Regions from separate parts of the Homo sapiens genome. Here region 2 is linked to region 1. A link is a loop called in an ENCODE intact Hi-C map of the cell type or tissue named here. Cell type or tissue: K562. All regions are shown on one strand. Each heading gives the region's core, and the rest is flanking DNA. Links, peaks and the distances in the headings are about the cores only.

The links. Peaks named below come from ENCODE experiments on the same cell type or tissue, not always from the same donor. Only the 100,000 strongest peaks of a DNase experiment are listed, where the experiment ranks them.
Region 2: a loop joins it to region 1, with 6 times the contacts of the local background. A loop is called at or near these places in 1 of 110 quality-filtered maps.

What each region holds. Positions count from the first base shown.
Region 1 is chr20:56,294,700-56,306,146 of GRCh38, forward strand. No RefSeq gene overlaps it. Among named protein-coding and RNA genes, the nearest start is that of MC3R, 52 kb to the left of the region's middle. In K562, for the core only: no CTCF peak of the experiment used is centred there; a DNase peak (open chromatin) is centred at 4,902.
Region 2 is chr20:56,347,185-56,358,631 of GRCh38, forward strand. No RefSeq gene overlaps it. Among named protein-coding and RNA genes, the nearest start is that of FAM210B, 6.1 kb to the right of the region's middle. In K562, for the core only: no CTCF peak of the experiment used is centred there; no DNase peak of the experiment used is centred there.

The DNA of each region.
Region 1 (11,447 bases), core at 2,867-6,866:
TCCTTCACAAAACCCACTGATACTGTTTGGCTGTGTCCCCACCCAAATCTCATCTTGAATTGTAGCTTCCATAATTCCCATATGTCATGGGAGGGACCCAGTGGGAGATAGTTGAATCATGGGGGAGGGTCTTTCCTGTGCCGTTCACATGATAGTGAATAAGTTTTACAAGATCTGATGGTTTTATAAAGGCCAGTTCCCCTGCACAAATTCTCTCTTGTTTGCTGCCATGTAAGATGTCCCTTGCTCTTCCGCCATGATTGTGAGACTTTCCCAGCCATATGGAACTGAGCCAATTAATTACCAGTTTATAAATTACCCAGTCTTGGGTATGTCTTTATCAGCAGCATGAGAACAGACTAATACATCCACCCTCTCTAAGCTACTACCCATTAATCTGTAAGCCTACTTTCCCTCTGATGTGTTTAATTATTGATTATTGAGTATGAAGTGTTTTAACCATTAAGCTTTTGATGATACCACCCTCCAGGGGGGGCAGAGCTTCACACACAGGGTCCGCTACCAGAAGGGAGGGAAGATGACACATTTTCCCTGCATCCTGGGGAAATGCGTAGGCTCCTGAACTGGAAACAAAACTGAATCCATCAAGGCCTCAGACCAAAATGCGGGGTGGAGGCACGAGGATCGGCCAGGAAGAGATCACACTTATTTCCCAGAACCCAAGAGGTGTATCACAGATCTGCCGTCACTCATGTGGGCAAGCACAACTGCTCTCAGGTAGCAGCAATAACCTACCTGTGTCAGCGCAGGACATTCAGAATGCAGGCACTGCCACCTGCTTTGATTTATCTCATCCCAAGCAAGGCAAACAACCCAAACAGAAACTCCAGACATTCCCTCTGAAATTCTATATATGGGTTTGCTGTCAAGTCAAAGTTTGGGACTAACTGTGCTCGCATCGTTTTGGGATGAATGGACACTAACATGAACAAAAGGTGAGGATGGTCCAATCTTAGAACAGAAATGGGAGGATGGATGAAAAATCTTTTGAACATAAAATCAAAATTTAGCAAAGAGCCTCTGAGGTCTCCCCTAGGCCCTTATAAGCTCTGCATCTACCACCTCCTAGCTAAGTGACTTTGGACACATTATTTTAGCCCCTCCCCAAGCTTGTTTCCTCATCAGTAAAATGAGATAACTATAGTGTGCACCTCAAGAGGCTGTGGAAGGCTTACATGAGATAAATCCAGGTAAAGTGCACAGCAATTCCTGAAGGATAAATAGAAAGTACTTAACACACATCAGCTTGGGGACGGAGATAGTGACATTTATTCATCCACCTAATGTTCCACTACTGCCAACCTCACTCCAATAACAATGAACTGCATTGATCTCCAAAACACGGCACAAACTGTCATGCTCCTACGTAATTTCTTATGTGGCTCACTCTGCTCAGAATCCCTTGAGCTGGCTAAGTCCTACTGGGCTTTCAAGACTCAGGTCCTGTGTCACTTCCTCCAGGAAGACAGTGGTACATACTCTTCTTCCTTCTCATCGCCTCATAGCACCTGGCACATAACTTCATTACATTCATGTGGATCCTTTAGATTCCAAGAGGCAGAAACACTACTCAAAATGACTTAAATTGAAGAGAAAGTCCAAAGGGTAGACATGACTTCAGGCACAGCTGGAAATAAGAACACAGATGATTTCAGCAGGAGCCTCGGGCTGGTGTCACTCTCAGGCACCTCTCCCCTGCCAAAGCAAGGGTACTGCCAGCAGTTTCAGGCTTCCATCTTTCCAGCTTACCCACCCCAGAGGATGATGCCTGTCTTTTGTGATGGTCCTAGTAGTAGGTCCAATACTGACACTCATTGGCTTAAATCGTGTTCTCATCCTGGAACAATTACTGCACCAGGAGGCAAAATGTTTTGACTGGCCACACCTAAGTCATATGCCAACCCTTTGATCTAAACTGGAGGGCCAGCCACATCCAAGCTACACGATCTGCAAGTTGGAGTATATGGGGCCCCAAAGGAAAGTAGCAGCTTATAACCTGAAAAGGAGGCATAGATGGCAGGAAATCAAAAAAGCAAAAGCTCAAACACCAGATGCCAAAAACCCATCATCCTACTAACCACAACCTACTCACCATTGGTGTGCACACCCCTCCCCGCCGTTGAAAAGTGTTTCCCTAGGTTGGAAGCCATGTCTTGGTCATGCTTCCCCAGGGCCTAGGAGAGGGCCTGGCATAACAGAGGTATGCAGTAAACATTTGTGGAATAAACAAGATGGCTTCGGTTCAACAGTCTTTGGATTGTACCATAGATAAGAAAATAGAAAATAGAACTGGAACTCAAATATCAACCTGGAAAATGTCAAGTATCAAAATTCTCAAAGGGCAGAAATCAGTCTTCCTGGAACCTTCTTGGAAAAAAAAAAAAACTGGCCAGTGAGTCCTAATCCCAAATTAGATACCATCCACAAACCAACAGACCCTATCCCCAATCCACTACGGTCCCTTTCCAGGGCACGCACCCCTCTGAACAAGTGCATCCCAGCTGAGCTCATCAGGCATGTGCCAGGAGGAGATTCCTTTATTCCAGGAAGTGTTTTCCTACCTCTGAAGACCCCAATTAACCCCAGTGTGAATTCTTGCTAGTGCCTCTAATTCTTGGTGGAAAAGTTTTAGGGTGCTGCGTCTTGTACCATGGCAGGTTTTCATCAACTGCAAGACAAACTGCTCTCAATAGCTATTTAATAACAGTCACCTGCTTGCTTTTTAATGTATTGGGGTAATCCACTTTACCTTCCAAAGCCAGAAAGGTATAACCAGTTTGGAGAAACAGAGGAGAAGAGTATTAGTGCCTAAATAGTATCCCTGGTGATTGCCAGGAAAACGAAAGAAATATACATGTATGTTTAGAATAAATTTTTTGTATAATTGCACCAGAAGAACCATGTGGACTTGGCCAAAATATGGCCCAGAGCTTATAATTAAGTACTGAGAAATGTGGTGGATTTGTACAGCTTCCTTTTGGAAATGCTATTTAAATTAGCTTAAGTCACAAAGGAACATGAAGGCTCTTATATCTAGGAAGATTGCTGGAAAGTCATGGACTTATGATAAGACTGTTTCTCCCAACATTGTCAATCTTCTCTTTGCCTCATCCTCTTCTCGTGCAGAAAGGCTCTTTCGGAGGCAGGACTACAGCACCGGTTTAGGCGCTCCCACAAGAAAAGAACTCCTTTCAACCATCCCAAAAGTCTATTCCAGGAAACACTCTGATTGGACACATTTAGGTCAAGTGCTCTTGGACCAATTACTGTTATCAGAAGCATGACATCCTACGATTGGCCAAGCCTCTGTAGTCAGGAGAGAGCAGGGTGACTGGTGGCCCCACAGAAGTACACAGAATGATTGGGGGAGGCACAAAGGAGAGGCAAAGGATGTCTTGACAGAAGAGGAAGGTAGAATGCTGGGAACACACACACACTTGCACAAAACAGATGACAAACCCCTCAGAAACCACCAGTATAACAGTAACTTTTCCAGATTCCAAAGTCTATAACTCCAGGTGAAAAAGAAATTCGGTTGACAACTCAGCAATAAGGGTGCAAACATTATTGTTGCTACTACCCAGTTATGGAATTATTAATATATGCCAGGCACTGACCTAAGTGCTTTGCACACATTATCTCACGCAGCATGCCATGAAGTACTTATTATTATCCTCAGGACACAGAGGGGGAAGCTGAGGCTTAGAAAAAGGAAGTGGCTCCTTCAAGCTTACACAGCCAGTAAGTGTGGGAGCCTGGATGCAAACACAAGGTTCTTACTACAATGCTATACCTGCTATACCATAGAGTGAAAAAAACAAACAAGTAGAAGGCTGCAGGCACCCAATGCCCTAATACACACGTTCCCTCCAAAAGGATCAAGGGCAAAAGACAACACAATACAGAACTGATAACACAGATTTTGAAGTCAGACGGACCCCCAACTTACTAGTATGACTTCGGACAAATTACTTATCCTCCCTGGTCTTCAGTTGCCTCATCCATAAAATGGGAAAGTAATGCCTATCCCATAACAGTGCTAAAAATAGAGACCACACACATGTATCTCAAAAATACAATGTGTCCCTTCTTCTTCCCTACTCTTCCTTGAACAAGAGGATAAATAAAATATCCAAAATGGTCCTGATCACTTGAATAGGCAAATAAGCCCCTGACTACTGTGCAAGCTCATCTACAGATAAAAAGCCTTAAACATGCAAGTCAAAAATAATGGTAACACTTTTTGGTGGTTGGCAACTTTTCTTAAATATGAGTGTCTGCTTATAACTAGGGCATAGGGAAATGGGAATACTGGTTATTGTTCACTGGGCACCTACTATATACCAGACACTGTGATGCATGTTTTACCTTTGCTATCTCATTTCATTCTCACAGCAGACTTCAGAGCTTCAAGCTTAACGCCTGCTCTAAATCCCTCTGTGGCTGATGGGACTATCAACTGGTCAAGCATTTACGTGCACACACTTTGCTCCTGCAACCCTCTATCTAGAAGTTAATCTTAGAGAAACAATCAGACATCCCAACAAAGATTTCCGCGCAAGAAAGCTCATCATATCTGTGTATATCATTTAAAAATTCAAAAACACCCAGACATCCAACTATAGTAAAAATTAAATTAGTTGTGATCCGTCTGCAGGATGAGTGTTATACAGCCCTTAAAATCAAGTTTTCCACTACCTGACTGATCACTATCATTGCTGCTACAAGTCCAGTATTTTGCCTCTGCCAGCCACAAACAGACCTAAGCAGCTGTGCCCTGAACAGAAGATCCCTTATAAAGGGCAGCCCTTAGGCAGCCATATTTTAGATCACATGACCTCCATGGCCACAGTTGATTGGACCTTTGGCAAACACTGTCCACAAGAGCAGCCAATCCAGAAGCTGCCTAGCAATGGACACCACAGTCTGGCATGAAAAAATGAAGTGGACCAACCAAAGAATACCTTCAAGAATGTGAACTAGGAAATAGGGGAAAATACTACAATTCACTGTGGGAGCATATCTGGGAATGCAATAATGTAGACTGGTGTAGAAATGGTACACCAGGGTAGCCTGGATGGGTCATCCCTAATTTAAAGTTATATTGGCAGGGAAATGGATTGGGTACAAATTATATAAATGGAGTGTAGTGAATGCACAAATTGGCAACCTGCTGATTTCTTCAGGCCAGTAGATGTGATTTATCTGGTCACACAATGTTTTTTATATAATTTGCATTAGTTAACAACATTTAAAATTAATTTATGTAAAAACTCAAATTTCTGCCGGGCGCAGTGGCTCACGCCTGTAATCCCAACACTTTGAAGCCAAGGCGGGCAGATCACCTGAGGTCGGGAGTTCGAGACCAACCAGACCAACGTGGAGAAACCCCGTCTCTACTAAAAATACAAAATTAGCCGGGCATGGTGGCGCATGCCTGTAATCCCAGCTACTCGGGAGGCTGAGGCAGGAGAAGCGCTTGAACCTGGGAGGCAGAGGCTGCAGTGAGCCGAGATCGTGTCATTGCACTCCAGCCTGGGCAACAAGAGCAAAACTCCGTCTCAAAAAAAAAAAAAAAAAAAAAAAAAAAAACCATCAAATTTCTGGTGGTTTCCCCCAAAGATCAGGAACAGGCCAAACTAAACTATATGGGAGAAAAAGACAATGGTGATTGTCCCTGGTAGGGTAGGGGTGGGGGGACACTAGAAAGGCAAATGAAGGAAATTTCTAGGGTAATTATAATGTTCTACATCTTGACAGCTATTTGGGTTACATAGATACATGTATTTGTCAGAATTCATTAAATGGTATATTTAAAATATATACACTTCACCTATGTATATTTTAACTCCAAAAAGGGAGGGGAGAACTGTAAATCAATATTAAGCTCTAGTTAATGACATGCATGCTGAAGTGTGCAGGTGCAAAGTTTACTGATATCTGCAACATACTTGGAAATGCATCCAAAAATAAAATGAAATGGTAGGTAAATGCAAGGACAGATGAATACTTATGTGGCAAATCAAATAGTAAAATATTAATTATAGCATCTCAATTTGAAAATTTTTTATAACAAAATGAAAAAGAGGCAAAATTCTAGCGGCTGCCCCCTTTAGAGGGGGCAGGTGTTCTCCAGATCACCACAATCCCCACCCACTCTTTAATGCCTGTATCAGCCTGTATTCCAGTGGGCAATTTCTGAAACAGAGAGAAAACAAGGCAACTAGAGAGGTGATAGGAGCAGGTACCCTGATACTAGAGTAGCGACCCGTACCCTCCTGTTCCTGAGGTCCCCGTCTCCAAGCATCTCTATCTGCCTTCTAGTTCCTTCCCTTCCAGAAGTCCGTTGGTTAGTGTCACAGCCTGTGCTCCTCTGGAATCAGAGCCTGAGATGAAAGCTGATACATGAGTAGTTTATTTAGAAGTGAGATTATCAGGGAGTAAAAGGAGGGACAGAGGAAACAAACAGTGACAGAGAAAGAGTCAGTACAAAAATGTGTAACTGAGTTGTCCACTGCTGAGGTGACCAGTTGCTCCACTCATGGCCCTTTCTAGAAGTCTTACAGAATGCACCTGAGAACTACCTACCTAAGGGACAAAAGGGAAGAATGTATCCCAAGAGATATCTGTTATAATCATCATGGAATATTCCATCCAATCATTGGAAGATTCCTTCCCAATATCCACTCCTCTCATTGCTTTCCTGCTAACAAATTCTCCCCTCCCCCGACTTTTTTTTTCCAGATAGCAGCAGAGATATCTTGATCCCAGCTCCAGAGGTTGAATCATGATTGGTTAAATGTGCCATAATAATTTTATATCCTTTGCCCACCGATTTGCCTAAAGATGACCATGGAACCCAATTCTAGTGAAAGAAATGTAAGCAAACATTTCATTTCTAGGGCAACTTCCAGAAAACCTTTTGATTTTCTGACAAAGAAAGACTAAGTTGGAAGTACCCAAAGCCCATTTACTCTCTTTCTTCTTTCTACCTGGTACACGGAATTTATGCTTGGAGGTATAGCAGCCACATTGCAATTAGGAGGTGACAAATGTTATAACAAAACAAAGATTCTGGAAATTGTGGAGCAGAAAGGGAGAGCAATCCCAGGTCTCTGACAGCACTGGGTCTGGACTTCTACCTCTGGACTTCATATGGGAGAAAATAATACCCACTAGTTCAACCCTCTGTAGTCTGCCTTCTCTTTGCCGCTAAATGCATTCCTAACATATACTCTTGGAATTTCCCAGGTGTTCAAGAACTTACTATCAACATTTTCCTATCTACCATTCCTTGAAGCACTTGAGCAACCATGGCCTTGTATCCAGAAAAAAAGATAATTAAAGATTTCCCATCTCAATAAAGGATCTCAACTTTGTTTTGAGACATGGTCTCGCTCTGTTGCCCAAGGAGTGCAGTGGTATGGTCACAGCTTACTGCAGCCTCAACCCCATGGACTCCAGTGATCCTCCAACTTCAGCCTCCTGAGTTGTTGGGATCACAGACATGCACCACCATGCCTGACTTTTTTTTTTTTTTTGTATTTTTATAGAGACAAGGCTTCACGATGTTGCCCAGGCTGGTCTTGAACTCCTGGGCTTAAGGGATTTGCCCACCTCAGCTTCCCAAAGTGCTAGAATTACAGGTGTGAGCCACCACGCCCTGCCTCTCAAATGTTTTTAAACTCTTGCCTCCTCAAAGAGTCATTGCACCCAGGGTTAGACCATATGTGACCTGGAAGAAGACTTGATTTAGCTAAAGTAGCTGTAATAATACAGAAGAGAAAGAAACAAAAGCAAGCACCTCCGCAGGGCTCAAAGCACCATTCACGAAAGAAAGTCACCTATTCCTGCTTCTCCTGGCAGTCGATTGAATTTGGAAACCTCCCATTTGGAAAACTAGAGAAAGGCACATGAAAGTAGAGAAGAGCTTATGGCAACAAAACACCGTAAAAATGCAGAAAACAGGAAAAGCTTCACTGAGTGGGACAGAAAGAGGATTATCTTGAGAAAGGCCAAAGAAGAAGTGATACTCGAACAGCAGCAAGTGGGAAGAACTGAATAGGGGCTTTAGGAGACGTGGGTTCTTGTCAGAATTCTTCTGCTTATCTTTGGGACCATGATTTCATCTCTCGAATCTTCACTGAGTATCTGCTGTGTGTCAGCTCTGCTCAGCACTTGGAAGACAAGAAGCCAGGTTCCATTAGCTGGGTGTAGTGGTGCATACCTGTAGTCCCAACTACGTTGGAGTCTGAGATGGGAGGACTACTTGAGCCCAGGAGTTGAAGGCTGCTCTGAGCTATGACCACACCACTGCCCTCCAGCCTGGGCCACAGAATGAGACCACGTCTCTATAATATATTCTAAAATAAAAAACAAACCAGGTTCCTACGCTCAGAGAGCTCATTTTTGCTTCTTGATTTCTCTTATTTTTCCTAGAGATCTTTGATTCTCAAATGTCCTACAAGGGGGAATATTCTGCACCAACTTCCCCAAGGTGTGCCCTGTGAAACATGCTATTTTCTCCAGAAATGCCACAGGGAAAAAGAAAGATTCTGTGAACAGATCCGTTGGAGACAGATGTCAGTTTAAGTCTTCCTCTAGACCTGTCCTGTCTAGTACAGACAAGAGGCTGTTTAAATTTCAGTTAAAATTAAAAATTCAGTTCCTTGGTCTCAATAGCCACACTTCAGTGCTCAACAGCTATTCATGGGTAGTGGCTACCTTATTGGACAGTGCAGAGAACACTTCCACAATCACAGAAAGAACTTCTGGATGCCACTGCTATTGAAAAGTCAGGCTGACTCTGGGCATATTGCCTATGAGTTCACCCTGTTCTGCAAGGTTAAAATATATTTAAAAGATAAAAAAAAAACTAAAATGGATTAAAAACATGTATAAGGCACACTGCCCCCATTAGAGGCTCTGAAAAAATTAATCTGCAGTAAAATAACATGCTAAATTTTTCAACTGTCTTTGACATTTATTCTTTCCTACCACCCTTTAACATTACACAGTATGACACTTCACACAAGCAGATTTTTGCAGGACATGTTTTACAGAAGGAAAACTGAGGCCAGGTATGGTGGTTCATACCTGTAATCCCAGCACTTTGGGAGGCTGAGGCAGGTGGATCACCTGAGGTCAGGAGTTCAAGACCAGCCTGGACAACACGGTGAAACCTCATCTCTACTAAAAATACAAAAAATTAGCTGGACGTGGTGGCATGCACCTGTAATCCCAGCTCCTCAGGAGGCTGAGGTACAAGAATCGCTTTGAGGTGGAGGTTGCAGTGAGCGGAGATCACGCCACTGCACTCCAGCCTGGGTGACAGAGCAAGACTCTGTGCCAAAAAAAAAAGGAAAACTGATCAACTGCTCCTCAGTGCCTGACCACCTCTTTTCCAAGAAGCTCTTTTTCGTGTTTCGATAACTTGCTATTTGCTCATTTTTTCTGGCTTTCAACTCTGCCATTTGATGAGTGCAATCAAATCCAAAGAAAAACAACTTAAGAGAAAATGCGCAAAGACAATGTTGACAAGAGCTGCTATATTTGGAGAGAAAACGAGGAACAATTAATCTACCTAGAACAAGGAAAGAAATCATGAAATCAATTCTCATACATTCATTGGATAGAATACTATCCTTCCCCTACAAGTAATAGTTCTAATGTATATATGAAAAGTTGTAAATGCTTATGACCTAAGTGAAAAATGAGGACACCATGTTGCACATGTGTTATGATACCGACCGTGTAAAAACAAACTATATTTGGGGGAGAAAAGCCAAAATGTGGGTGTGTTTGCGTTTAGGTCTTAGAATTTGGGTATTTTGTTTCCTTCTTTCCTTTATTTCTCAAATGTCTTTTCAAAGCACCTAGCACTTCCAGGAAAACAATGTAAAAAATTAAAGAAAATTAAAAATAAAACACTGATAGAATGACAGCCAAGACGCATGTGGGGGCTGGAGGGTTGCTGCTGATTCACTTTGGTCCATGGATTTTCTGACGCTGTTTTTATTCTATTGAAGCAATTTGGGCAGTGTCAGCTCTCCACCCCTGCTGTAAAAATGCAAATGTGGTGGCCTCTCCCTACTCCCACTGCTCTGAGCAATTCTCCATCACCCATGGCACAGAGAAGTCGCTAGGGACCCCTGTCTCCAGGCTTCCCTGATAGCTGCCTTGCCTGCACCATTTCTTCCCCTGTGAAAGCCACTACCAGCCCCATGGTCCCACCCTCCCAGCACCGGGCCCCAAACCCTAACTGCCTCTCAAAACTCACCTCCAATTCCTCTTCATTTACATCTTTCCCATCTACTCAGCTAGATGAAGTATGTGCCCAAACGCCCAGCCCTAATTCTGGTAGAGAGTGAATAGTTCAGTTTCCCTTCGCTTTCTCCCTCTTCTTTTAAAAAATTAAACACTTGATTAAACAAACAGAAAATCATTTCTTTGCAAATGCCAGCCTGCAGAAGTGTCTTCGGCAGATAGTTTTTCCAGCCAGTTCTTCTCTAATTTTTCCTTGAAACACCCACCGTTCATTTCCGCTACCCCTGCGCTTTCCCCTAACGCCCACAACTTGGTAATAATTGGGAGGCCAGCGCCAGACTGAGTGGATTCAACAGTCATTAAGCAAAATGCAAAAGTTAAACCAGAGCCTCGCTGGATCGCACAGCTGTTCCTACACCTGAAGGGGAGCCACTTTTATTAAATTATGCATCCGGTGTGCCTTTTATTTCCTCAATGAGAACGTGGTTCATAAGTGGTTATGGGGATTACCTTAACCAATTAATTTCAACAATTTATAGCCTTGAGGCAATTTCACTGCAGTATGTAGTGGGTGGATTGAGCATTTGAGCTTATGAAAGAATAATGATTTGTTTTTTGAACTCTGGACATTCCATGGGTCAGGGAACATGTCGTTTGGTATGCTGTACCTGCCCAGCTCTTTGGAGGCGTTCTCTCACTCAAGCTGGGTTACCCCCTCAGGAAACAGAGTCACAATGTCCCTCTTTGCAGGGTTCTAATTGTGTCTACTATCCACAAGAGCCTCATATGTTCAGGAATAAAAATAATCAATAGCTTCCTGGTTAGACTGACCAGGATAATGGGAAATGGGCTTGAGGAGGGAGAGCAGATGCCAGGAGCTTGGCAGGCAGGTTTCTGGAAAGGTTTTGCTTTCAAAATCATATATAAGTAGCTGGGCCAGGCAACCTGACCTGTTGAGAAAAAGTCCTCCAAGGCCAACAGTTAAGAGTCTGACAAGCATTTCTTTTGGTCCTACTATGCACTGAGGGCAGCACAGGATGTAAGAATGAATGAGACCTGGAGCCTGCCTGCCCTCAAAGGGCTTACAGTCTCCCAGGAACAGGTATTGGCACAAAATAGGCTCCCATTTGTATTTGAGTACAGAAATCCTACAATTCAAT
Region 2 (11,447 bases), core at 3,352-7,351, 53 kb after region 1:
TACATATATATATATATATATATATATATACACACACACACATATATATGTGTATATATACACACACACACACATACACACGTATATATGTATATATGTGTATATAAGTATATATACGTATATACATATATACGTATATGTGTGTATATATATACGTGTGTGTGTGTATATATATGTGTGTGTATATATATATATACACGTATATATACGTGTATATATATATACGTGTGTGTGTGTATATATATATATAGCCAGCCATGGTGGTGCGCGCCTGTAACCCCAGCTACTCGGGAGGCTGAGGCAGCAGAATCTCTTAAACCCAGGAGGTGGAGGTTGCAGTGAGCCAAGATCGCGCCCCTGCACTCCAGCCTGGGCGACAGAGCAAGGCTCCATCTCAAAAAAAAAAAGAAAGGAAGAAAGATTAAGCCCCTCTGCCTTTACCAGCATGGACAGATATCCCGATAGGACAGTGGGTGAATAAGCGAATAGAGATCAACATGTTTTAATCCCATTTGGGGGAAAAATCAAACAAAGCAACAACCAGGTATGATTGTTCATACGTAGCAACATGGCTGGAAACACACACCGCAAGCGGCTGACTGGCCACTGCTGCGGCCTCCCCTGGACCCTCCCTCCAGGCTCTGGGCAAGTGGTGCTCGCTCTTCAGTGAGACCCCGACTGCCCTTCAGAACATCTCCTGTCACGCTCCGGGCCTTTGCTCAGCTTCCTCATTATAGCACATATTTATTTGTTTAATTCCTGTCTCTGTAAGGGTGAATACAAATTGCGAAAGAAAAATAAAATTTTCTCTGATGTAAAAAGAGAAAAAGACCCCCTCTTTCTGTTAGAGCATTTCCTTGAGAAAACATGTAATTATCCATTCTTCCTCTGGCCTTTTGAGATGTAAATCTCTTTAAAGGCTAGATAAGCCTCTTGCAGGTTTTACAACCCAGGAATGTTTTTCTTACGGGTCTAAGAGCCTTCACTTTGAAATGTGAACATCAAGGAAGGTCGTCCTCCTATCTTCCAGTCTAGATGAGAATTAAATTTAGGTGACTAGCTGCAAGTTATAACTATGTCCTTGTCACAGAGATATAAGAAGTTTGTTATTCCTTTGAATAACGACAATTAAGAAGCACAAATCAGCCACCCCAATTACCAAGTGAATGTAAGATAAACTATGTGTGATAAATGTGCTGTCAAATCCCCTTGCTTGAGGGTTGCATATTGTTGATCTCGGGAACACGGATGTAATGGGTCGTATCTGCTTGGCTACATGAAAGGGTGAGATTTCTTGCTGTCTTTGCAGCTTTTGAGCAGATTGCCAGTGACGTGCATTGCATTCTGGCTTAATATTTACTCACTGATAACACTGTGTTCTTTCTTTTCTACTTTTGTGGAATGGCTTCCTGGCTTGGCAGGGGATTTTGTCTTTCATTATATTTCCTCAACATCTCTTCCTTAGTACAGCATAAGATCCATAGGCTTTTTGTCCTTCTTGTTCACAGCCGTCCCCAGCATTGTGCCTGGCATTGAGTAGGCATTCAAAACATGTTTATGGAATAAATAAATAAACCAACTCCCAATGTCGTTTGAATTTTTTCTTTAACAATGAGCAAGTCTCACTTATTATAATAAAAAAAATTGAGCTTTTAAAAACTCTACAATTGCTAATAGAACAGGAACTGGTTTGCTTTACAGATCAGGATTTCATTTCCTGTTAATCCCCATGCTTCTCAGACACGAGTCAGTATGCTTCAGATCGTTATTAGTAACTACTTCAGACATTGTCATTAGCAGCCTCTGCAGACATCATGCAAAATAAAGAATACCTTCAGAACTCACACTCCCAGTTACCTAGGTCCTTTCTAAGTACTGAGAATTTATCCCTTTCTATCTCAAAAGCACTGCAGAGAAGATTCTCAGAATGTTCAGTATCAGCACCTCAATCCTCCAATAAGCTACCAATTTTCAATTTTCACAGTGATGGGTTGTTTTTTTGTTTTTGTTTGTTTGTTTGTTTGTTTTGTTTTTGTTTTTTTTGTTTTTGGGATTCTTTGTGTTTTTTTTGTTTTTTTTTTTTGTTGTTGTTTTTTTTTTTTTGAGATGGAGCCTCGCTCTGTCACCCCAGGGCTGGAGCAAAGTGGAGCGAAGTGGCCAGTAGCGCTGCCCCGGCTCACTGAAGCCTCTGCCTCTCAGGCTTAAGTGATGCTCCCATCTCAGCCTCCCAAGTAGTGAATAGCTGGGGATTATAGGCGCCTGCCACCACGCCAGACTAATTTTTTGTATATTTGGTAGAGACGGGGTCCCGTCATGTTGTCCAGGCTGGTTTCAAACTCCTGAGCTCAAGCGATCTGCCCACCTCAGTCTCCCAAAGTGCTGGGATAACAGGCATGAGGCACTGCGCCTGGGCCACAGTGGTGTTTTTATAAGTAGCATCTCTCCCTGAGTGGTCTCATCAGATTGGACAGCTCAGGTCCTGTGCACTGCACCCCTGCACCCATCCCAAAGCCTTCCACACTCTTCTCAGAATGAGTGGATGAAGAAAACCAAAAATGGTCATAGCACATTCTATGGTTAGTTTCCAGAAGGCAGTGTGCACACCAGGCCCTGTACCAAGCACCTTAGGTGCATTAACTCGCTTAATTCTCACAACCACCCCATGAGTTGGGTACTATTAATATCCCCAGTTTACAGATGAGAAAACGGAGGCTCCAAGATGTTGAGTGACTTGCCTAGTCACATAGTTATTGGAGGCTAAAGTGGGGACACACTCTAGATGGCCTTGACCCCAAAGTCTCAGCTCTTAATCCAAAGCCATAAAATGCCCTTAGCCCCAAAGCAAGGAAACAAAAAAGAAAAAACTCAACCAGGCAGGAACCTGGCCAAGAGGAATCAGAATTTGTCTAAGTCACATTTTCTGAGTTCCTACCAAGTGCCAAGCATTAGCCTACACACACTAAAGATGTCACCCAATGCGAGCCACGCAACAGCACTGAGAGGTGTGTACTATAACCATCGTCATTGCAGAGAGGGGGCTACGAAGCTGAGCAAGGGAAAGGGATCTACTAGGGCATCACAGTGAGTTAGTGGCTAAGGCAGAATCCAATTCAGGTCTGTCCCTGTGGCCAATGTTCTTAGCCGCAACTCTCCCAAAGCAATGAAGGAAAACACAAATGACCATCCAAATCGGTCCAAGTTCAAACAGGGACAGAGCTCCCCCAAGGCAGGCTGCGAGGAGAAAGGGGTTGTCCTGAAGTGGGCGGTGGTAGTTATCACTGGTGATGTTCTCCACACCAGCTTAAGGGGCAGAGTGAGTCCTCTGTCCTGGCAATGGAGAAGCTCAAGGGTTCTTTTTGTATGCCATCTCGCGGACAAGGGCCACCGGCCTGTGTTCCTGCTCTGTCTTCTTTTGTGCCCAGCGCCTTGCAGATGCTCAATTAATAGTTGCTGAATTGCACACTGACCACAAGGAGGTGAAAAAAAATTTTTAAAATAGTTGCCGAACAAAGGAATAAATGTACATGTTCCCTTCTACAAGAGACCTATAGCTGGTGCTTCCACAGTGGCCAACTGAGAAGTGGTCTGAAGGGGCCTGGAATCCAGGTGTCCTCCTCTGCCCTCCTCCTTTCCATGTGGCCTACAAGGTCATTTGTGTGGAGAAGGATGAAGTGGGTCAAGGAGGAAAGCCTTGTGAGTGCTGATATCCTGCCTGTCCTGCACACATATGGTTGCTTTTAATCCTTGCAGGAAGCCACTGAGGCATTTGTCATTATTTGTATATTACAGAGTAAGAAATCTGAGGTTCAAGGAGTTTACATCATTTCCCTCTGGCCACTCAGCCAGTAGTTATGCCCTCTGGAAGGCAACTCTGACCCGTTTGCCTCCAAAGACCCTGCCAGTTAACCACAGAGGGAGAAGAATGAGTAGGTACTGCGTGATGGACACAAACCACACACATGATCAGCACACAGCAAGTATGTGGTGAATGAATGAATAAATGAGTGAACAAGAATATTTCAAGAAGAGGATTACTAACAGGATTTGTTATTACAAAACGTCATGAAAAATGGAGACTGGACAAAGTCTAGTAGATTTGACAGTTAATTTCAACTTACAGTAGCAAAAAAAAAAAAAAACCTGAGGAAATCACCTATATATCCATCTCCAGGAGATTAGATTAATCATGGTGTATCCATATGACAAAATGCTCTACAGATTTTAAAATAATGTTCCACAATTACGGTTTTGACAGGAAACACATTCGTGATCTTTAAAATGAAAACAGTGGCCGGACGCGGTGGCTCACACCTGTAATCCCAGCACTTTGGGAGGCCCAGGCGGATGGATCACTTGAGGTCAGGAGTTGGAGACCAGCCTGCCCAACATGGGGAAACCCCATCTCTGCTAAAAACACAAAAATTAGGCAGGCGTGGTGGCATGTGCCTGTAGTCCCAGCTACGCTCAGGAGGCTGAGGCAGGAGAATCGCTTGAACCTGGGAGGCAGAGGTTGCAGTGAGCCAACATCGCACCATTGCACTCCAGCCTGGGCAACAGAGCAAGACTCTGTCCTCTCTCCCAACTTAGCAGCTTGAAATGACATTTATAATCTCAGCTTCTGGGAGTCAGGAATCCAGGCATGGCTTAGCTGGGTGCCTGTGGCCCAGGGTCTCTCACAGGGTTGCAATCAAGGTGTTGGCTAGGACTGTGGTTATCTCAAGGCTCACATGGTTGAGGGGAGGGTTAATCTGATTAGCAGCTCACCTGAAGCGGCTAGCAGGCCTCCGGTCCTTGCGGGCTATTGCCCGGAAGCTGCTCTCTGTTCCTTGCCACATGGGGCTCTCCATGGGGCAGATCATGGACAAGAGAACCAAAGGGGGTGCCCAAGACTGGAGGAGCCACAATCTTTTGTAACCTCATCACAGTAGTGGCATTCCATCACTTTTCTGTATTTTATTTATCAGATGCAAAGATCTAGGCCCAACCTTGACCCAAGAGAAGGAGATTACACAGGTACATGAACACCAGGAGCTGAGAGTCACCAGCTTTAGGTTGCCTGCCAGAGAGCTCTGCCGGGCCCTGGATTTGGCATTAGCCTTGAGTGGGTGAGAGTCAATGGTCCCCCTTTGAATACCACTGAGAGTCCATCTGAGAGTTCAAGCCAAGCCAGACTCCCTGACTTCCTGGTGCTGATTGTCTGACTTGGGAAAATGATTTTCTCTAATGAAGTTTTCATGTTGCTTCTGTAAGAAAGAAAGTTGATTACCACTCTCAGCCATTGCTCAATTGCATTTGTGACATGGAGCTAATTTTCTTTGATGACACATTATTCTCTCACTGCCACGCAAGTGTGCTTCTCATTTGTAAAATGCTGTCACCTCATTACTTGGCCATTAGAGGGTTTTAAAAGTGGCTTTCTAGAAATTATATTTCAGTTTCCATTTCAAGTAAAAACGAGCTTAAGCATGAGACTTTAGTGATGCTATTTTCATATGCTTCTTTTGCCTTTCACCTCTAAAAGTCTTCCCAAGCGAGCTACATGTACTGCCTACACCTCAGTTTGGGTCAGTAGTTCTTTATTTCCTCCTTACTTCACCTTCCTCTCTGAGTCTATGTTGGACCAGATGCTGGGCAGCTGCAGAAATCTCATAGTATTTTCCTACATTTTTTCCAGGATGACACATAAAAGCCCAAGAGCCACGTGGATAACACACTTCCAGATACAGACAAAATAAGACACACACAAAATTACGGGATATAGTTCTTAACCACCACAGCAATAGTTCTTAACCACCACAGGCATTGATCACACATCAATTACAGATCAATTACAGATGCCCACTACAGGGTGCAGAGAGATGAAATGGCACATGTGGGTGTTATGGGCATGAAGTCTAATTGACCAGCTTCGTGGTGTATGAGCAGTCAGGATTTTTTTTTTTTTTGAAACTAAATTAAATCACAGTCATCTAATCTGTAATGGCCAAAAATTCCATCCCTGTACCATGCACCACCCTCCATGGGTCAAGCAAAGATGTTGGGGTTTCATGCTGGACAGAAGATTCTAGAATGATTCTGTCTGGACTCTACACCAGTAATGGTGGCACCAAGGGGTGATTTGAGATATGGGGGAGCTAATAGGTGTCTATTTTGTTATTACGTATATCTTAAGTATACACATATGCTATACATTATTTGTTTTTTTAAAACTGCATCATAAAATGTTAAAATTTTAAGATCAGTTACTATTTCAAAACCTATTATCCCATCTAGGTCCTCAGAGTCCCACCACTGTGCCCCTCAGCAGGTGCCCGCACACATGCATGCACACACCCACGCACACACACGTGCCCCTGCACACCCCCGGAGATTCAGCTCTAAGAAGTGAATAAGCCACTTCCCACCACTGTCCCTGCCTTAAACTGGAGGAACCCACCCCCTCCTGCTGCTCCTGCTTCTCATTCCCCAAAGGCACTGCCCTCTCTGGCTTTCTCCTTCCAAGACATCTGGAGTATTCTCCTCAATTTGCTTAAACTGCTGCAAAAGATAGCAAGAGGGACCATCTGTAAGCAACTTCTGCTTTTAGCTCCAGAACACAAAGAAGCTCAAAACTGAAAACTTAGACAATATAAAAGACTAGGCTGGGCAAGGTGGCTCACCCCTGTAATCCCAGCACTTTGGGAGGCTAAGGCGGGAAGATCGCTTGAGGCCAGGAGTTTGAGACCAGCCTGGCCAACATGGTGAAACCCCGTCTCTACTAAAAATACAAAAATTAGCTGGACATGGTGGCACGTGCCTGTAATTCCAGCTACTTGGGAGGCTGAGGCATGAGAATCGCTTGAATCTGGGAGGCAGAGGTTGCAGTGAGCCAAGATTGTACCACTGCACCCCAGCATGGGTGACAGAACAAGACCCTGTCTCAAAAACAAGAGACTAAATGACTACCTAACAAATAAGGCTTTTTCATGGCATGTGTCAGTATAAGTCTTAGAACTGACAAGAAAAAACCTTTACAAATGCACGAAGTATTTCAGCAGAAATTTCACAGAAAAATAAATCCAAATGGCCAAGAAATATACAAAAAGATTCAAGTACATAAGTAATCAAGTATGGTAGACAGAATAACTTTCCCCTAACAAAAGATGTGCACGTCCCAATCCACAGAAACTGCGAATGTGTCATGTTACAAGGCAAAGGAATGAAGGTTGCAGATGGAACCCTGTGACCTTCAAAAAGTTCCTTTTGGCCTGGCACAGTGGCTTACTCCTGTAATTCCAACACTTTAGGAAGTCAAGTCAGAAGGATCGCTTGAGGCTAAGAGTTCAAGACCAGCCTGGGCAACATAGCACCCATCTCTATAAAAACTAAAAAAATTAGCAGGATATGGTGGCATGCGCCTGTAATTCCAGCTATTCAGGAGGCTGAGGCAGGAGGATTGCTTGAGCCTTGGTGGTTGAGGTTGCAGTGAGCCATGATCATGCCACTGCACTCTAGCCTGGACAACAAAGAAAGACTCTGTCTCAGAAAAAAAAAAAATAGAAGGACACTGTTAAATAGGCAGTAAAAATCACCATGACAACTCAAGGGAGAGAGATTACGAAAAGAAGAAAACAGCTTCATATTTTAATACCTTGAAAGGCACTTCTTGCCTGCTTTTTTAATTATTATTTTTTATTTTACTATTTTATTTTATTTTGAGACTGGGTCTCACTGTCGCCCAGGCTGGAGTGCAGGGGTGTGATCATAGTTCACTGCAATCTCTGCCTCCTGGGCTCAAGCAATCCTTCCACTTCAGCCTCCGGAGTAGCTGTCACTATAGGCGCTGTCACCCCTGAGACAGCAAGAACAACCTTTCCTCTTCCTTTTCCTCCTCAGCCAGCTCAATGCAAAGATGACAAGGATGAAGACCTTTTTTTTTTTTCTTAAGATGGAGTTTCACTCTTGTTGCCCAGGCTGGAGTGCAGTGGCACGATCTCGGCTCACCACAACCTCCGCCTCTTGGGTTCAAGGGGCCTCAACCTCCTCCTCAACCTCCTGCCTCAACCTCCTGAGTAGCTGGGATTACAGGCATGTACCACCACACCCGGCTAATTTTTTGTATTTTTAGTAGAGACTGAGATTCACCATGTTGGCCAGGCGGGCCTCGAACTTCTGACCTCAGGTGATCAGCCTGCCTTGGCCTTCCAAAGTGCTGAGATTACAGGCGTGAGCCACCGCGCCTGGCCTTATATGGCTGCCTTTAATGTCAGATTCTCAAGTTAAGATCATAAAAGTCAGTCCTACATTTCTCTGCTAAAGACACCATTTAGAGTCGGGGTAAATAGACACTCTTGGCCAGGCGCAGTGGCTCATGCCTGTAAGTCCAGCACTTTGGGAGGCCGAGGCGGGCGGATCACCTGAGGCCAGGAGTTTGAGACCAGCCTGGCCAACATGGTGAAACCCCGTCTCTACTAAAAATACAAAAATTAGCCAGGCGTGGTGGTGCACTCCTGAGGTCCCAGCTACTCAGGAGGCTGAGGCAGGAGGATCACTTGAGCTTGGGAGACAGAGGCTGCAGTGAGCTGAGATCACACCACTGCACTCCAGCCTGGGTGACAGAGCAAGATTCCATCTCAAAACAAACAAACAAACAAAAAACTCTCATTTGCTGTACTCTGCAACCTTTATGGAGTGAAATTTTGCCATTTATTCAAATTTACAAATACACATATCTTCTCACTAAGCAATTTCACTTTGAGGAATTTATTACACAGGCATACTTAAACACGGCAAGTGACAGAAATACCCGCTGGTTCATCACAGCATGGTTTATGATCACAAGGACTGGAAAATACCCTAAATACCCTAATGGTCCACCCACAAGGGATTGGTTAAAGCATTACAGCACCCTGGAATACACTGGAATGCTAAGCAGATTTTAAGAATAAGGAAGATTTTTGTGTACATATTCAGAAAACTCTAAAATATAATGGAAGCAAAAAAAGTCCAGGTGAAGAACACTGTGTATACTATGCCCCACTTGGGTAAAAACAGCAATGAAAACCGTTCATAGGAATTTGCCTGCACACATGTAAAATTTTCTAGAAGGATATGCACAAGCAACGGGTAACAGTGTTTGTCTCTAGGGAGAAAAAAATGAGGAGAACTGGTCACTGGGATAGGAAGGAAGCTTGTCATTGTGTAGACTTTTTGTACCTTTAAAAATCTGAACCGTGAGAACACATTATCTATTCATGAAAATGAAGAAATTAAAATAAATATAGTTCATGCATGAGCTGCTGCTCTAGAGAGACAAAGAGAGCTGACACAATAAGAAAAAAACAAAACTGTCACAAGTTCAGGCAGGCAGCAGCTCCAATACATTTTGTTAAAAGCAAAAGTTTCTTCACTTTTAGAAGAAGAAAAAAAGAACCTAAAGTCTATAATTACAGTATTATATTTACTGTCAAATTTAAAGGGAAAAACAAAATTACCTTTTTCTCTTCTCTAATAAGCATATAGCATGAATCACAAACTCAACTGCCCATGAAGCCTGGGCAGGAAACTTAAATGAATGAAGAAGGCCTGGTGACAAGAAAATCACGGGCGCTTTGGGAGGCCGAGGCAGGAGGATCACGAGGTCAGGAGATCGAGACCATCCTGGCTAACATAGTGAAACCCCGTCTCTACTAAAAATACAAAAAATTAGCCAGGCGTGGTGGCGGGCGCCTGTAGTCCCAGCTACTTGGGAGGCTGAGGCAGGAGAATGGCATGAACCCGGGAGGCTGAGGTTGCAGTGAGCTGAGACCGCGCCACTGCACTCCAGCCTGGGCGACAAAGCGAGACTCCATCTCCAAAAAAAAAAAAAAAAGAAAGAAAATCATGGGAACCATGAGGAAGTCGAGATCAGATGCCATCTGGAGGTGGCACTGTCACCGGGTGACAGAGGGGCTTCAGGCAAGGCATCTCTACAACATCCCAGCTAACGTGTGTGCCCTCTCTGTGCACCAGGCACTGAGTGAAGCCCTTTCCAAGAACTGTGTCAAAGAATTATCTCAACAATCTCATGGGGGAAACTATTATTATCTTCATTTTACACATGAAAAGACCAAGGCTCAGAGAAGTTGAGTCACTACTTCCAAATCACACAGCTGGACTTCTAGGGCCAACCTGACAGACAATCTGCACCCTTAAGCACTCTTCCCCAGCTTCTTGCAGACACTTAAATGGAAGGATTCCCATCCAGGGGCACTTTAGGACCTCCCTCCAACAGACCCTGTTACTTTCACAGCTATAACTCCATCTTATGTAATAAATATTTTTTAATGCATATGTGTTTAATATCATTTCTGTGCCTGTGTAAGAGCTTGGTTGAGTTGAATTGCAGTTGACTAATAGAATATTACATCTTTTGTAAAATATATTTCTTTTTCTTTTTCTAGAGAGACAGGGTCTCGCTCTGTCACCCAGGCTGGAGTGCAGTAGCACCATCGTGGCTCCCTGAAACCTGGACCTCCTGAGCTCAAGCAATTCTGCGTCAGCCTCCCGAGTAGTTGGGACTACAGGTGCATGCCACCACACCAGGCTAATTTATTTTTATTTTTGTAGTGACAGGGTTTCGCTATGTTGCTCAGGCTGGTCTTGAACTCCTGAGCTCAAGTAATCCTCCCACCTCAGCCTCCCAACGTGCTTGGATTATAGGCATGAGCCATTCCACCCAGCCAGAACATCTTTATTGAAGTATAATTTACACAGCATAAAATTCATCCATGTTAAGTGTACAGTCCCACGAGTTTTAGTTACACAGCTGTCACCATCCCTACAATCTGGGTTTAGGATCCTTCCCTCACCCCAAGACGTTCCTCCCACTCCTTGGCAGTCAATCTCATTTCCCACTCCCAGCCCTAGGCCACCACGGATCTGTTTTAGGTCTCTGTGATTTTGCCTATTCTGGGCACTTCATGTAGCTGGAATCCTCCAGTGTGTGACTTTTGTGCCTAGATTTTTTCAATTGGCATAAGAGCTTTGAGATTCATTTATGTTGTGCATGTATCAGTAGTCTGTTCCCTTTAATTGTTGCATTGCGTCCCATTGAAGACTTGTGCCACAGTACGTCCCAGTTTATGGGCATTCCTAATTGTTGACTAATATTTATAAGATCTCTACAAACATTGGTGTCTTCACATTTTAGTCTTTGAGTGTCGAGCCTTTGTTTCTCTTGAGAAGCTACCGAGGAGTGGAGTTGCTGGGTTGTATGGTTAGTGTATGTCTAACTTTTCAAGAAACTGCCACACCATCTTTCGCTTTACATTCACGCCAACAATCTATGAGGGTCAGAGGACTTTTTATTAAACATGTACTAATATCAATTCTCATATTTATTTTCTTCTTTGGAGCTAACACGTAAACATATCTATAATTTTTTTTCAGATTTCACCCATTTCTGCAGGGAGAAAAGCTCATAAGCC